2 separate regions of the Homo sapiens genome follow, and region 2 is linked to region 1. The links are chromatin loops, found by intact Hi-C in ENCODE. Cell type or tissue: dorsolateral prefrontal cortex. All regions are shown on one strand. Each heading gives the region's core, and the rest is flanking DNA. Links, peaks and the distances in the headings are about the cores only. Region 1 has its middle 21 kb from the start of UPK3A. Region 2 overlaps KIAA0930.

What was found. Peaks named below come from ENCODE experiments on the same cell type or tissue, not always from the same donor. Only the 100,000 strongest peaks of a DNase experiment are listed, where the experiment ranks them.
Region 2: it touches region 1 in a loop (4-fold over the local background); 8 of 110 quality-filtered maps call a loop at or near these places.

The regions. Positions count from the first base shown.
Region 1 is chr22:45,259,683-45,268,001 of GRCh38, reverse strand. No RefSeq gene overlaps it. Among named protein-coding and RNA genes, the nearest start is that of UPK3A, 21 kb to the left of the region's middle. RefSeq lists enhancers at 4,143-4,332, 3,757-4,592, 4,603-4,652. In dorsolateral prefrontal cortex, for the core only: a CTCF peak has its summit at 4,054; a DNase peak (open chromatin) is centred at 4,061; H3K27ac peaks cover 426 bases.
Region 2 is chr22:45,205,314-45,213,632 of GRCh38, reverse strand. It overlaps KIAA0930, which reads left to right. Exons shown (of 10, transcript NM_001009880.2): 2 at 1,526-1,677; 3 at 7,721-7,840; 4 at 7,926-8,003; 5 at 8,315-8,319. Among named protein-coding and RNA genes, the nearest start is that of MIR1249, 8.5 kb to the right of the region's middle. RefSeq lists enhancers at 912-1,461, 1,462-2,011, 2,143-2,643. In dorsolateral prefrontal cortex, for the core only: CTCF peaks have their summits at 895, 1,098, 4,050 (motif pointing left) and 4,251 (motif pointing right); DNase peaks (open chromatin) are centred at 467, 1,112, 4,142, 4,612 and 1 weaker place; H3K4me3 peaks cover 5,136 bases; H3K27ac peaks cover 7,713 bases.

The sequences.
Region 1 (8,319 bases), core at 148-8,147:
AGGATCATTTGAGCCCAGGAGTTCAAGACCAGCCTGGGCAACATAGTGAGACCTCATCTCCACAAAAATAAAAGATTAGCTGGGTGTGGTGGCGCGTGCCTGTAATCCCAGCTACTCGGGAGGCTGAGGCAGGAAGATTGCTTGAGCCCAGGAGTTCAAGGCTACAGTGAGCTATGATAGTGCCCCTGAACTCCAGCCTGGGTGGCAAAGCAAGACCCTGTCTCAAAATAAAATAATAAAATAAAATAAATCACACATATTTGAAGTATACAATTTGATGAGTTTTGAATATAGATGTATATTCTGTGACTCCATCACCACAGTAAGATAATGACCATTTCCGTCACTCCCAAAAGTGTGCCCCTGGCGGGGCCCGGTGGCTCACGCCTGTAATCCCAGCACTTTGGGAGGCTGAGGCAGATGGATCACCTGAGGTCAGGAGTTTGAAACCGGCCTGACCAAACATGGCGAAAACCCGTCTCTACTAAAAATACAAAAATTAGCTGGTGTGGTGGCAGGTGCCTGTAATCCCAGCTACTTCGGAGACTGAGGCAGGAAAATCGCTTGAACGCCGGACGCAGAGGTTGCAGTGAGCCGAGATCGCACCACTGCACTCCAGCCTGTGTGACAGAGTGAGACTCCGTCTCAAAAAAAAAAAAAAAGAAAAGAAAAGAAAAAGAAAAAGTATGTCCTTGTCCCTTTGTAATCCATTCCCTCTTCATCCCCCCTCCCCTCTCCTCCACCCCACCCCCATCCCACCCCCAAGCAACCACTGGTCTGCTTCTGTCACTATAGATGAGACTGAGATTTTCAGAATTTCATGTAAGTGGAATCATAACATGTGTTCTTTTTTGGTCTGGCTTCTTTCACTCAGCATAACTATTTTGGGGTTCATCCATTTTCTTAGATGCCATTAATAGTTCATTCCTTTTTATTGCCGAGTAGTATCCAATTGTAGGATATGCAACTGGATATGCAGTTAGCTGATCCGTTCACCTGTTAATGGGCGCTTTTAAAATTTTAGCTCTAAAGCTGCTATGAACCTTCCTGTTCAAGTCTCCATGTGGACATGTGCTCTCATTTCAGTTGGATAAATACCTAAGAGTACAATGGCTGGGCCATGTGGCAGGCATGTGTTCAACTTTTTAAGAAACTGTCAAATTGTCTTTCAGTGGATATCCATTTACATTCCCACCAGCAGTGCGTGAGAATTCCAGTTCCTCCACATCCTCACCAACACTTAGTGTGTTCAGTCTTCTTCATTTTGGCCATTCTGGTATATGTATAGTGGTGTCTCACTGTAACATCTCATTCCCTAGGGAATCTTTTTTTTTTTTTTTTTTTTTTTTTTGAGACAGAGTTTTGTTCTTGTTGCCCTGGCTGGAGTGCAATGGCGCAATCTTGGCTCATTGCAACCTCCGCCTCCTAGGTTCAAGTGATTCTCCTGCCTCAGCCTCCCGAGTAGCTGGGATTATAGGCATGCAGCATTACACCAGGCTAATTTCTGTATTATTATTATTATTATTTTGAGATGGAGTCTCACTCTGTTACCCAGGTTAGAGCGCAGTGGCGTGATCTCAGCTCACTGCAACCTCTGCCTTATGAGTTCAAGTGATTCTCCTGCCTCAGCCTCCCAAGTAGCTGGGATTACAGGCACCTGCCACTGCGCACAGCTAATTTTTGTATTTTTAGTAGAGACAGGGTTTCACCATCTTGGCCAGGCTGGTCTCGAACTCCTGACCTCGTGATCCACCTGCCTCGGCCTTCCAAAGTTCTGGGATTACAGGCGTGAACCACTTCGCCCAGCCAATTTTTGTATTTTTAGTAGAGACAGGGTTTCACCATGTTGGATGGGCTGGTCTCAAACTCCTGACCTTGTGATCCTCCCGCATCGGCCTCCCAAAGTGCTGGGCTTACAGGTGTGAGCCACTGTGCCCGCCCAGAACTCATGGTTTTGAACTTCTTTTCATTTTCGTCATCTGTATATCTTATTTGGTGAAAAGTTTATTCAAATTTTTTGCCCATTAAAAATAAAAAAAGAATGGGTTGTTATTGTTTACTATAAGAGTTTTTTTAATATTCTAGATCATGTATTTTCTTCTTCTTCTTCTTTTTTTTTTTGACAAGGTCTCATTCTGTTGCCCGGGCTGGAGTGCAGTGGCTCATTGCAGCCTCGACCTCCAGGGCTCGGGTGAACTTCCCACCACAGCCTTCTGGGTAGCTGGGACCACAGGCATGCACCACCACACCCGGCTAGTTTTTTTACTTTTTTGTAGATAACAGAGTTTCACCATATTGTCCAGATTGGTCTCAAACTCCTGAGCTCAAGTGATTTGCCTGCCTCTGCCTCTGAAAGCGCTGGGATTACAACAGGCGTGTACCACTGTGTCTGGCCTGATCATGCATTTTCAATGAAGGCAAAATTGCCCCCAATGGGAAAAAATTGGTTCTCGTGAAATGAAAAAATTGTGCTCTTTATGTACAAAGCACAATAAACGCACAATACATAAACGGGTACCTGTGTATTAAATTTCCATGGGGGTGATTAGGAAGGATTGTCTAAAAATATTCCTTGGATGAGGAAGGGAATGGAAAAAAGCTGAGAAAGTGTTCGAGATACAAGTCCTTTGTTGGATGTATGCTTTGCAAAAACCAAAAAATTTTAATTTGGATAAAGTCCAATTTATCAATTATCCCTTTTATAATTTGTGCTTTTTGTGTGCTATTTCAGAAGCCTCTGTCTAACTCAAGGTTACTAAGATTTTCTGCTGTTTTCCTGTAAAAGTTTCACAGTTTTAACTCTTCCATTTAGGTCTGTGGTCCATTTTATAGACTCCCCCAAATTTATTTATTTATTTATTTATTTTGAGATGGAGTCTCGCTCTGTCACCCAGTCTGGAGTGTAGTGGTGTGATCTTGGCTCACTGCAAGCTCTACCTCCTGGGTTCAAGCCATTCTCCTGCCTCAGCCTCCTGAGTAGCTGGGATTACAGGTGAGTGCCACCACACCCGGCTAATTTTTGTATGTTTAGTAGAGATGGGGTTTCACCATGTTGGTTAGGCTAGTCTCAAACTCCTGACCTTGTGATCCACCCACCTCAGCCTCCCAAAGTGTTGGGATTACAGGTGTGAGCCACTGCACCCAGCCCCAAATTAATTTTAGTATGTAGTATGAAGTAAGTGTGGAAGTTCATTTTTTTATATATATATGGACGTCCAGTTGATCCAACACTTTTTGTGGAAACACTTTCCTTTCCCCACCGAGTTGCTTCATCACTTTGGTCAAAAATCAGTTAATTTGGTCAGGCACTGTGGCTCACGCCTGTAATCCCAGCACTTTGGGAGGCCAAGGCAGGTGGATCACTTGAGGTCAGGAGTTCAAGACCAGCTTGGCCAACATGGTGAAACCCTGTCTCTACTAAAATTACAAAAATGAGCCAGGTATGGTGTGTGCCTGTAGTCCCAGCTACTCGGGAGGCTGAGGCAGGGGAATCACTTGAACCCAAGAGGTTGCAGTGAGCCGAGATTGCACCATTGGACTCCAGCCTCGGCAAGAGAGCAAGAGACTCTCTCAAAAACAAACAAACAAACAAATTCAGTTAACTACATATGTGTGGGTCCGTTTTGTAATATACTGTGTGAACCAAAGAAAAACCCATTCATGGGCTGCCTGGTCTGGGCCCCGACTATTTTCTAACATTGACCTCCAGCACTCAGACCTCCTTGCTGGCCCCTGGCTAGGCACCTGCTGCCTCAGGCCTCAGCTCCAGCTCTGTCCTGGTCTAGAACTGTCTGCCCTGAGATCATCTCCTGTCAATGCCTCCTCCTCTGAGAGGGAGGCCCCTGCCATGGTGTTGCTCTGGTGATTTGGTTCCAGGAGAGCTTGATGAGATCAGCAGGCGCCGGATTGTACAGGGACTTGCAGGCGGAGACAAGAATTGAGGTTTTATTCTGTGTGAGATGAGAACAGGAATGGCATGATCTGACTTTGGCTTTGGAAACGTGGCCTGGGCTGCTGTGTCGAGGTGGACTGTAGGGGGAGTGCGGAGGCAGGGGTGGCCGCAGGAGGCTCCGGAAGCACGTGGCTCCTGCCGGCCACTCGCTCTGCCTGTAGTCTGTCATCAGAGCAATCCTTGGCCCTGAGAGCAGATGCTGCAATGAGAAGGAAGGTCAGCCCTGGCCAGCCTTGCTCTGGGATCCCAGGGCATGGGATTCAGGAAAAATAGGGGCTTCCCTCCTCCATGTTCACCATGCCACCCCGCCCTCGGTTCCCACACCCTCGTGGGGTGGCTCCAGGCTACTGTCCTGGCCCTTGACCTATTCACTGCCCTCAAGGCTTGGGCTGCATTTGTGGAGCAGAAGAAGGAGCCGGGGTGGAAGCCCTGAGGTTAAGTTCCAGTTCCTCTTCTTACCAGCTGGGTGACCTCCAGCGAGTCACTGGAGCCTGCAGAATCTCATTTGAGAAGTTGGATAAGATCTCTGCCCCCACCGCCCAGGCCCCAGGGGAGCTGTGCAGACTGACTCTCTTCTGAAGAGTCCCTTGGAAATGTTTTGGCGGTGGCAAGAGAAAGAGCTTTGCTTGTTCTTCAGAAAGACTTGCCGGAGTCAGACACTGAGGACTCCAGAGCATCTGGAGGAAGCCCAAGGGCCACCTCCCCTGAGAAGCCTTCCTTCGCCAGCCTGAATAAAATGGACCTCTATACACACACCTGTCTCAGTGGTGGCAGTGGCAGGCCATCTGGAGCGGCTGCTGCTGTCACACCAGCTGCAGCAGGGAGGCACGGCTGGGGCTGCATGTTCCATGGAACTGGCAGGAGCTGGGGACAGGCAGGAGCCTCTCCCATTCTGAGTCGGGGTGGCAGCTCCCTGCATGCCGCTGCAGCTGCCCAAGCCACGGCTGTGGACCCAGGCATCCCTGTGCTCTCGGAGCCTGGGAGCAGGTGGGAACCCCACCCTCCCAGGTGCAGCTGCAGCCGCCCAAACCACAGCTGCAGACCGGGGCCTCCCGCTCCACGGAGCAGGCTGGAGTCCTGCCCCACATCCCACATAGCTGCACCGGCCCTAACTGCCACTGCGGACCCAGGCATCTCTGCACTCTTGGGGGCCCTGGAAGGCCCCCCTGCCCTCACAGGCTTGGAAATGCCTGCTCCCACTGCCTGGCTTCTCCTTGCTGTCGGCACCTGCTCTGATCTTGGGGCAAAATTGGGGCCGAGCCTGGGTTTTGTCACAGCCCAGCCAGGTGTGCACACACTCAGGGCAGTGCTGACATGCCAGCCCCCTGCCGTCTCAGCCCTCTCCAGATTTTGGGCACTGATGAGCATAGGAATGAAGCTGAGGAGGAACTGAGGGCAGCTTGGCAGTGGCCTGCAGACGCCCCTTGGTACCTATAGCCTGGGCGCCATGAATGGCAGCAGGAGGCAGACAGGTTTCTGGGCAGAAGGGGGTGAGTCCCTGGTGAGGCCCACCTTCAGGCCAGGGAGGCCCTGAAGGCTGGGGGCCAGGCTGTCAGTGCCGTGGACTGGAGTGCGAACTTGTGTTGCCTTTTCTGGGCCTGCCCATGGCCGCCCATGGACCAGTCAGCATGAACTTCCCCCTCTCTGAGGCTGACAGAAGCCCCAGGCTCAGCCAGAGCTGAGCAGACGTCGGATGACCAGCTGTAGTGAGGAACTGCCCTCTCCAGGGCCTCCTCTGAGCTATTGTCACTCAATAAAGCTCCTCTTCGTCTTGCTCACCCTCTTGTTTCCGTACCTCATTCTTCCTGAGTGGAGGACAAGAACTTGGGACCCACTGAATAAGGCTAAAAGAGCTATAACACAAACAGTGCTGAGACATGCCCCTTGCTGGCCACGTTGCAGGGGAAGAGAAGGAAGGAAGAGCTGCAGCCCTTTGGGGAGCCCAGACCGGGGAGTCTCCCAAGCCAGGGCTGTGATGCCCTCTTTGGGTCCCTGTGGTTTCTGGCATCTCCAAGCTTCTGAGAGCCACTGTGTTCCCCAGTGCCAGCTGTGGAAGCTGCTTGCAGTGCGCCTGGTCCAGCTGTAGCCTCGCAGAGAGCTGGGGCCCATGCTGGCACCCGGAGCTGCCTGCCCCACTGCAGCAGCCGGCGTGTCTGACTGTGCAGTGGCCGGACCTCACGCGTGCTTACACACCCGTCACCACCCCACGCAGTCTCCCTTGGTAGACGTGGGATCCAGGCCGATAGTGTGAGCCGAGTGCAGTCTGCCAGGACAAGTGGGCGGAATGAGCCCAGTGGGCCCAAGCAAAACTCAGACAAAGATGCCACTGGCCACAGAGGTTTCTGCCCAGAAAAGCGACACCCCAAAGATTCCATAACATCGGCACCTGACCCCGCTTACATCTGTACACGCACCTGCCTCTGCACCTGGCTGCTCTGACGTCTGTACACACACCTGTCCCTTCCTTGTTTCTTCAATCATAGGGCAGCCTGCCAAGCCATGAACCACTGATATCTCAGGCTGTGGGGAGCACTTGGTGTCCCCAGAACCCAGCCATCAAGGGCCTACCCTGAGGAGGCAGGCAACGATGAAAGAGGGGAGAATGAATGAATGATGTCTCTGTGTGCTGAGTCTTAAGGAAAACGGACCATGAAAACCATTCCTGTATTGAAAGTGCTAGAGGCTTCCAGGCAGGACCGCAAGGAATGTGTGCACAGCCCCATGGGGAAGCACGGCCCCCATGACCCCCACTTTGCTGAGAAGGGACCTGAGACTCACAGAGGCTGAGCCGCTTCACCCAGCGAGGGGCTGGTGGAGCTGGGATTCTAGCCCCGAGTGTGGCTCTCCCCACTTCCTCGTGGCTCTCAGTATCCAGGAGGAATGAGGGGCCCCCTTCTCCTACTGATGAGGAAACTGAGGCCCAGGGTATGTGGGGACCTGCCTATCGCTGAGCATGCCAGGAGACAAGTCGGGCCTGCAGCCCACATCCTTGTTCTGAAGCCTCCCCCAACCCCTTTCTTTTTTTTTTTTTTTTTTGAGACAAAGTCTCACTCTGTCACCCAGGCTGGAGTGCCGTGGCGCGATCTTGGCTCACTGCAACCTCTGCCTCCTGGGTTCAAGCGATTCTCCTGCCTCAGCCTCCCAAGTGCTGGGATTACAGGTGCCTGCCACCACACCCGGCTAACTTTTGTATTTTTAGGAGAGACAGGGTTTCACTATGTTGGCCAGGCTGGTCTTGAACTCCTGACCTCAGGTGATCCGCCCACTTCGGCCTCCCAAAGTGCTGGAATTACAGGCGTGAGCCACCGCACCCAGCCCCAAGGCCCCTCTTCCTGTAGCCCTCACTTCCCCTGGTGTTCCCCCCACCTTTGCCCTTCCTGCCTCTATCCTAGACCTGGTGGTTCCCGTGCAGCTTCAGTCAGCACCTATAAGGGAGAACGAGCACATTCTTGCTGCTTCTTTTTGTTTTGTTTTGTTTTTTGAGACAGGGTCTCACTCTGTTGCCCAGGCTGGAGTGCAATGGCGTGATCACGGCTCACTGCAGCCTCAACCTCCCAGGCTTGAGCAATCCTCCCAGCTCAGCTTCCCGAGTAGCTGGAACCACAGGCACGTGCCACCATGCCTGGCTAATTTTTGTATTTTTTTTGTGGAGACGGGGGTCTTTCCATGTTGCCCAGGCTGGTCTTGAACTCCTGGGCTCAAGTGATTCACCTGCCTTGGCCTCCCAAAGTGCTGGGATTATAGGCGTAAGCCACCTTGCTCGGCTACATTCTTGCTTCTTAAAGAGACAGTGCTCTCTGTCGCTCCTGTCCTGTCCTTTCTGTCTATGGCCCACAGCAGCCAGGAAAGCCAGGTGTCCTAGAGGGAACTCTGGGCAGTGACCTCAGGGATCCCCATAGTTACTGTCCCCCCGATGCCCACCAGGGCAGCAGTTCTCCCACAGCTGGCCCTGTCCCCCTGGGGGCCATGCTGTTCTATCATTGTCTTCCCTCTTGCCAGCAGCGACTTGCAAAGCCCTCAGACGGTGGTACAGTGACACAGTTCTCCTCCTCATCCTGGCTCACTCGTGCATTTGCTAACTCAGCATATGTTCATGGAGCACCTACTATGTGTCAGCTCTGGGCCAGGTATGGGACTATACTGGTGAGCAGACAGACACACTCCACTCCTAGGGCCGCAGGCCATGGGGGAGTGAGAGAGTAGTAGAGCCGTCACACCCACGAATCAAACTGGGTGCTGTGAGGGGAAGGAGGGGGTTCAGGGCAGGAACAGGGTTCTAAGGAGTCAGATAAGACAGGAGTAGGGTCTGGTTCAGGGATTCCTGGGGGCCGCCCTGGGGAAATGATGGCTGAACTGGATGGGAGGAT
Region 2 (8,319 bases), core at 234-8,233, 54 kb after region 1:
AATTGAAGTTTATCCAGGAATAATCACAGCGCTTTGCTTAATTTTGCAAGGGTCTGTAGTAGCGTGACTTGGGCTTTGCCTGTTGCAAAAACGCGGCAGGAATTTCAAAGCGACTCTGCAGACAGCACGCGTGTTTCGTTCCCCCGGGTCCTGTGAGCCTGGGAGGTCTTGCCAGTCCCGTGGGCTCTCCTGGCCCTCACCCCTGGAGGCTGACAAGGCTCGCTGACCCAGACCCTCACCGATGAAGCCTCCTTCTCTTTTCCTCCCTCTCACTGCCCTAGAGCCCAGGAGCCAGGCAGGGCATGGGAGTGGGTGAGCAACACACTGTTGGGCAGAGGGCTGAGGGCAGAGGGCAGAGGGCTGAGGGCTGAGGGCCGAGGGCTGGGGCTGGCTGTGAGTCCTGGTTCTTTGGTTAGTGTTGTGGCTGACGTCAACCAAGGCTGGGGTGTTCTGCATTTGACTCAGCTAGTGGCCGAGTCCTGGTCAGCCCACTGGCCTGCCTGTGAGCGCGAGAGAGGGTTCTGGCACCACTGGCCCTCACGTTCCCCATCTCTAAGTGTCGGGATTAGTGCCTTCCAGCCCGAGTACCAGCACTAGATTGCACTGGTCAGTGAGGAAGACAGAAAACAAAAGCAGACCCGGTTTAATCTACTGAGTTGATAAGAGAGAGCTTGGCTGCATATTTTGAAGTGTTGAATCTGTCTAGAGAGGGGACAGACCCACCTATGTTGATCCTGCTGTGTGCCCGTGGTCTCGGTTTGTCTGCATGTGCCCCGAGGAACCTGTGGCTCAGAGCCCCCGCCCATTGTCCCATCACCAGCGGCAGCGCTGGAATGGAAACCCAGATCTTCCCTACCAAAGCCTGTGGGCTTTTTCTCTTTTGCAGGAAAATATTACAAATATTTATCATAAAGAAATACCATTTGTAATAGAAGGAGAAGTCCCTGTGAGGATCAGATGAGCACGAAGCTGCGCAGACGTGGGGCAGGGGTGGGGCGGGTGCTGTCTCCCTGCGGTTCCCGCTTGCAGCCTTGGCTGGCTGGAGGGCGGCTGTCCCTTTAAGTCGGGTTCCCGCTGGGACTGCCGCAGCCAGGGGGAGTGGGTGGGGGTGAGAGATGTTGGTGAGAGCCCTGCCTCTCCAAAGGCTCCCCCCCAGCCAAGCCTTCCCGGCTTCCAGCCCAGACACCAGCCAGCCAGTGGCGTTCCTGGCTCCTCGGGATTTTCCTTTTCCTCCGAAGCTGCTGATTCATCCCCAGGCTGGAGTCAGGCTCAGCTGTGGGGCTGGGAGCATGGGCTCTCAGGCTGCTGCTGAGTGGAGGAACTGGGCCTCCTGGGAGGTGTCCTCCAGCCTCTCTGGATGCTCCATGGGTGGGGGTCGGGAGTGGTGAGGGAAGGGTGGCGCATCTCAGAGCCCTCGCAAATTTCTGGCCAGAAATGTGGGGGTATGGGCGCAGCTTGGCCAAGGCCATGCTGCAAGGGCCAGGGTGGCCGTCCTTCCTCACTCCTGTCTGGCCTCCCTCTGCAGGGTGCTTCAAGGATGACCGCATCGTCTTCTGGACTTGGATGTTCTCCACCTACTTCATGGAGAAATGGGCTCCCCGGCAGGACGACATGCTTTTCTATGTGCGCCGGAAGCTGGCGTACTCCGGCAGCGAAAGCGGTGCAGACGGGAGGAAGGTGAGTGACCCCCGGCCCCTGCCCCTGCGTCTGTGCCCCAAGCATCCCTGTGGTGTCTGCTCTCGGTGTACATGTGGGCTTTCCTACAGTGCTCATGCATATCAAAGAGGGTGAGTGATATTTATTGAGCACCTACTGTATTCCAGGAACTGTGTAGACAGTCTCATGTGCAAATCTGGATGTGCTGGGTGTCTGTACACATTGTCATTCATCTTCACTGTGACCCTGAAGGGCAGTGATTGCCGTCACCGTCGTAGCTTTGAGGAAACAGATCAGAGACAGCTAACTCGGCTGGCCTCTTATAATTAGTCAGTAGATGGTAGAGCAAAGGTCGGACTCCAGAGCCCAGGGCCCTCCCTTGGCCATGGCAGGGTGACCTGACTCAGTGGTGGTGATGATGACGGTGCCTTCCACTTACTGAGCCCTCGCCATCATCTAGACACAGTGCTGAGCTCTCTTCTTCTTAGCCTCCTTGTGAAGTCCCAACAACTCGACAGGGTGGGTGTTCTTACCCCTTTTACAGATGAGGAAACGGAGGGCTCGGAGATGAAGTGATTCGCCTAACGTATTTCATCCACTAAATCGCAGTGTGGGAGGAGCTAATAAAATACATTTTGCATGCTTCCTTCTCTGTTTTTCACAAGCTTTTGCTGTTCGTAAAATGTTTAATCAACTCCATATGCCAGACATGGAAACGCTTTTGTTTTCCTTCAAAAACAAGAAATGAGAGGGCCGTGTAGCTAGGTCTGGAACTTGCAGCCTGCCTGGCTCTGTAACTCCGGGGCCATGGTTTGCTGGCAGAGGCTCATGCAGGGATTACTTGGAGCCTGGTCTTGCCTTGGGCCCATTTTCTGAGCCTGAACACACGCGGGATGGATTTTCTGCAAGTGGAAGGGCCTGGGTGCCTGCATGCTGGCCCCGAGCCCTGAGCTAGCCCCACTTTGGAGGGACCAGCAGGAGACCATGAACAACTGGCCAGAGAGGTGGGGGAAGAGCCAGGAGAGGGGAGGGCACCCCAAGAGGGGAGGTCTGGAGACGTGGGTGCAGCCAGTGGGGTGCAGTGTCTGAAGGGCCCATTGGATTCGGTACCAGGGAGGGGTGGCGGCCTTGGCGCAGCAGTTTCAGTGGCGGGTGTGCAGGGACTAGAGCCACACTCGGGCAGGCAGGGTGTGCAGGGACTAGAGCCACACTCGGGCAGGCAGGGAATGCTTTCTGGGAGGGATGAAGAGGAGGCCTGACTGGTGATGGGATCCCCGAGTAAGAACCTTCTGGAGCTGGCTCAGGGCTCCTCAGAACCTGCTGCCACGCCCGCCCTGTCTGGGTGTACAATCGAGAGACCAGCTTTCAAGGCCAGTCTTGTTTTTCCCTGGTTTACCATATGACACTGCCAGGTCATCTCCTCTCTGGGGTAAAAGGGGATCAGGGCAGGTGCCCCGAAAGGTGAGGGCCCTCCCATTCTGGACACCTGGGAGGCTGGGATGTTTGGGGTTAGTGTGACCATATGAGTGCCCTTGGCAGGGGGGTGGATGGTGCCTCAGGATCCTCACTGCCCGTGACCCTCATGGCGGGCACAGGCTCCTCTCACCTCTGCACAGTTCTGGGGGAGGGACTCCTCTCACCCATGGGAACCGGAACTCGGAGGCTCAGGCCCTCTGTCGTCCCAGGGCTGTGGACCCCACCCCTGCCTCCGTCCACTGTGGCCTCTCAGCTTCTGCTGGAGTTCAGGTTGCAGAGAACTTTTCTCCCACCCCCAAATGTTGGTCTTTTCCCCAAGGCAGAGTCTGTTGCAAGCCAGGGCTCTAACGAGGACTTGGTGCATTTGAGACACTCTCAGCTGTACTTTGAATTTTGATTCCAGAGAGGTCACGACTCTGGTCAAGAGGGCAGACAGGGAGGTGGGAGGACGGGTTGTGTGCACCCTGGATAGGCCGGGGTAGGGGGAGGAGAAAGGAACGGCAGATGAGGGGTCCATCTTGGGTGGAGCAGAAGTTAAAGGTGAGAGCCCTCCACTGAGAAAGCGCAGCCCTGGATCTAGGCCTGAGGAATTTGGAGCAGAGGGGATGGGGTCACATCCAGGATCTGCTGAAAATTTGGGGGTGTCGAGGTCAGTGAGGGAAGCCTGAGTCCCACGGGAGCAGGTGGCAGTCCAGCTGTTTACATGCTAGAATGTTCTATTGAACACCCACTGTGAGCCATGTGCAGATGCCCCCCCACACTCAGTGCTGGGAGCACAGAAATGACTCATATCTGGCCTCAGTCTGTTTGGATAGACAGACGGTATGGCCAGTGCTATGGAGCCATCAGTGCTGTGATGGTGGGAAGAGGAGCAGGGCGGCGGTGGTGGGGGGAGTGCAGAAGGTGACATCTGGCGGGCGGGTTGTAGGACAGAGAGAGCGGGCAGCAGTGGGCTGAGGACACGCCCCGTGGAGGGACCAGTGAGTGCAGAGTGGGAGGGTGTGTGACGAGTGCCACATGGGACCTGCCAGACTAGGCCGATGGAGATTGCGGGGCCTGGTGGGTGGGTCCTGGGGCTGCCCCAACTTGGCATTTTTCCCAGCTTGTCGGGCTGCAGTGCTGAGGGTGGCCTGCAGGGGGCAGGCTGGAGGCGCTGATGGGGAGACGGGGAGACCCCCCCTGGCAAAAGCCCTGAGCGCTCGGTGGAGGTGGGGGACCCGCGGAGTCGCCTGCGCACTGCAAGTCCTCTGCGGGAGCCTGGCTACTTCCCGCCCCCTCCCCATGCCCATCCCGCTGGTACCCGGTTGCCATAGCAACCAGCCGGGCCTCCTGCACCTAGCAGGGGAGCGTGGATGGGCAGGAGCTGCAGTGTCAGGGGGACAGGATGCCAGGAACCCCGAGTGCTCCAGGGCCCAAGGGACATCCCCAGTCCAGCCTTTCCCAGGGAGGGATGTCCTGGATTCCCTGCCCTCTGTTTCCTCCAGCCCTGGACAAAACGCTCTGTGTTCCTGGGCAGCCCATTGTGTGCCTTTGGCAGGAGGGGGACCTGGCTCTGTGTGCTGCTGGCTCTGCGCTGGTGGCCGGAGCCCTGTGTCTCACGGTCACGTGACACCTCAGGATCCTAAGGTGCCGATCACCTTCACACCCACTCAGAAAACCAAAGCTCAGAGACGGGGAGGAAGCTTCCTGGGGTCACACAGTTTGCCAGCGGCGAAGCCCTGTCCCCAGTCTCACTTTTTCCTTTTTAGTAGATTGTTTTCAATATAACGTCTATACAGAAAAACACAGACGTGTACACAGTTTGATTCTTCTTAGACTGAACACCTGGTTTCACCAGCCCCCAGATACAGAGTGTGATGAGAACACCGAGGCCCCTTCACCCCACCCCAGGGCTCAACCTCCCCCTGGGCAGCTGCTGCTCTGTCTCCTCAAACTTCCCGGGCGGGTTCTGCCTGTTCTCACAGCTCCTGCATGTGGAGTCGGTGGGTTCTGCCTGTTCTTACAGCTCGTGCGTGTGGAGTCGGTGGTTCTGCCTGTTCTCACAGCTCCTGCGTGTGGAGTTGGGTTCTGCCTGTTCTCACAGCTCGTGTGTGTGGAGTTGGCGGGTTCTACCTGTTCTTACAGCTCGTGCATGTGGAGTCGGTGGTTCTGCCTGTTCTCACAGCTCATGTGTGTGGAGTCGGTGGTTCTGCCTGTTCTCACAGCTCATACATTGGAATCGGGCAGTATATGTTGTTTCAGGCTTCTTTCTCCGCATGTCATGTTTGTGAGTCATGCCTGTTGACACAGGTGGTTGTAATCTGGTCTCACTGCTGTGTAATGCCTGCAGAGTGTACCATGGCGGCCTGGCCACCCTCCTGTCAGTGGGTACCGGGCAGCTCCCAGTGTCCTCTTGGGCCTGGCTTTGGTGCGCACACGGACACCTTTCTGATGGGGAACCTGCTCTTTCGCCTGCCTGTGCTGTGGTGCTGCCCCGAACAGCCGTGTGATCGTGCCCCCGAGCCTTTCATTCACTGAGTCCACAGCGCTTTGCTGAGCAAAAGCAAATGAACAGGTCAATGAAGCGAGACCAGGAGGAACAGCAGAGTCTTGTGAACCCCAGGACTCTCAGCTCAGGGGCTCGGGGTGACTGCAGAACCATACAGGCGGTGGAAGTGGGGCCCCCCGACCCGGGGACGTCTGTTTCTCGCTCCTAGGCAAGGTTGGCCTCTTGCACCTCTTTCCATAGATCCCAGCTCTGCCTTTGGGGGGTGCAGGCCTGTGCACCTGCAAGAGGGCCCAGCAGTGCCCAGCCCCTCGGAGCCCGAGTCAGTGAGAGCACCCAGGACCGGGACCAGAGGCCCCCAGTCAGCACAGCTGCTTCAAAATTGAAAGCCAGGCTGGGCGCGGTGGCTCACGCCTGTAATCCCTGCACTTTGGGAGGCCGAGGTGGGTAGATCACTTGAGGTCAGGAGTTTGAGATCAGCTTGGCCAACATGGTGAAACCCCGTCTCTATTAAAAAAAAAAAAAAAAAATTACGTGTGGTGGCAGACGCCTATAATCCCAGGTACTTGGGAGGCTGGGGCAGGAGAATCACGTGAACCCAGGAGGTAGAGGTTGCAGTGAGCCAAGATTGTGCCACTGTACTCCAGCCCGGGTGACAAAGCAAGACTTCATCTCAAAAAAATAAAAAAATAAGAAATAAATTGAGGCCGGGTGCAGTGGCTCATGCCTGTAATCCCTGCACTTTGGGAGGCCGAGGTGGGTAGATCACTTGAGGTCAGGAGTTCGAGATCAGCCTGGCCAACATGGTGAAACCCCCTCTCTATTAAAAATACAGAAAAAAATTAGCCAGGTGTGGTGGCAGACACCTGTAATCCCAGCTACTTGGGAGGCTGGGGCAGGAGAATCACATGAACCCAGGAGGTAGAGGTTGCAGTGAGCCAAGATTGTGCCACTGTACTCCAGCCCGGGTGACAGAGCGAGACTCCGTCTCAAAACAATAAATAAGAAATAAATTGAGGCCGGGCACGGTGGCCCATGCTTGTAATCCCAGCACTTTAGGAGGCCGAGGTGGGCAGATCACCTGAGGTCAGGAGTTCGAGACCAGCCTGGCCAACATGGTGAAATCCTGTCTCTACCAAAAATACAAAAAGTAGACAGGTGTGGTGGCACGTGCCTGTAATCCCAGCTACTCAGGAGGCTGAGGCAGGAGAATCATTAGAATCCAGGAGGCGGAGACTGCAGTGAGCCAAGATGTGTTGCACTGTAGCCTGGGTGACGGATGGAGTGAGATTCTGTCTCAAAAAAAAAAAAAAATTGGAAGCCAGTCTCCCAGGAGAGGTGTAGACATGCTTTGGTTTCTCTCTGATATGTATTTATTATTGATCTTCAGTAAATTTGACTCTGATCTGTTAACATGGGGCTAATGATACCTGCATTGCAGGGTTGCTTTAAAAGGATTAATAATTTGTAAAATGTGTAGCCCAGACCCCGCCGTCCACTAAGAGCTCAGTAGGTGTCACTATTATCATTGATGCCACTTAGCAAATATGAGCTCTTTAAATCATTATGACAACTTTGAGGGGAAGATGCCCTTAGTCCATTGTACAGATGAAGAAACTGAGGCTTAGTGAGGAGAATGGATGGCCCCTGGGTCCCATCTCCCGTCGCTAGAGAACTGGGGAGCAAGAATTGGAGTTCTGGCCGGGCATGGTGGCTCACACCTGTAATCCCAGTACTTTGGGAGGTCGAGGCAGGAGGATCACCTGAGCCCAGGAGTTCAAGACCAGCCTGGACAACATGGCGAAACGCCACATCTACAAAAAGTTTTAAAAATTAGCCGGGTGTGGTAGCACGTGCCTGTGGTCCCTGTTGCTTGGGAGGCTGAAGTGAGAGGATCATTTGAGCCCAGGAGGTTGAGGCTACAGTGAGCTGTCATTGCACCACTGCTCTCTAGCCTGGGCAGCGGTGTGAGACCCTGTCTCAAAAAATAGTAAGAAAAAAGAATTGGAGTCCTTGTCCATCGTAATGCCTGCATAGTAGTCAGGGAAGAAGAAGAGCACCACAGTGGGCCCTGGGCACTCACTTCTGCTCTGGGCCTCGCAGGCAGCTGAGCCTGAGGTGGAGGTGGAGGTGTACCGGCGGGACTCCAAGAAGCTGCCAGGCCTGGGAGACCCTGACATCGACTGGGAGGAGAGCGTCTGCCTGAATCTCATCCTGCAGAAGGTATGGGGTGGGATGGGTGGGGCTGCGGATTGGCCCTGTGGGATGGCTGACCCCTCCCTGCACGCTGACCCGTGCTCTCTTCCAGCTGGACTACATGGTGACCTGTGCGGTGTGCACACGTGCTGACGGCGGGGACATTCACATCCATAAGAAGAAATCTCAGGTGAGCCCTGGCACGAGAGCCCCCAGCCTCCTAACTGCCAGTTCAGGCTGGGCGTGGCAGAGAGAGACAAGTCCTCCTGCTTGCTTCTCTGCCCTGGAGGTGAGGGGTCTGACTCCAGAAATCTGCTCAGCTCCTGGGATCCCGTATCCCATTCGAGGAGCACAGAACCAGCTTATCCCCCACATCTCCTGGTAGGTCTCTGGCTTTGGACTGGCTCTGGGCCGGGTGGCCTCCCTATACTGGCTTGGACTGGCTCTGGGCCTGTGTGCCGGGTGGGGCCTCACTTGTCCTCCAAATCTGCTTTCTTCCAGCAAGT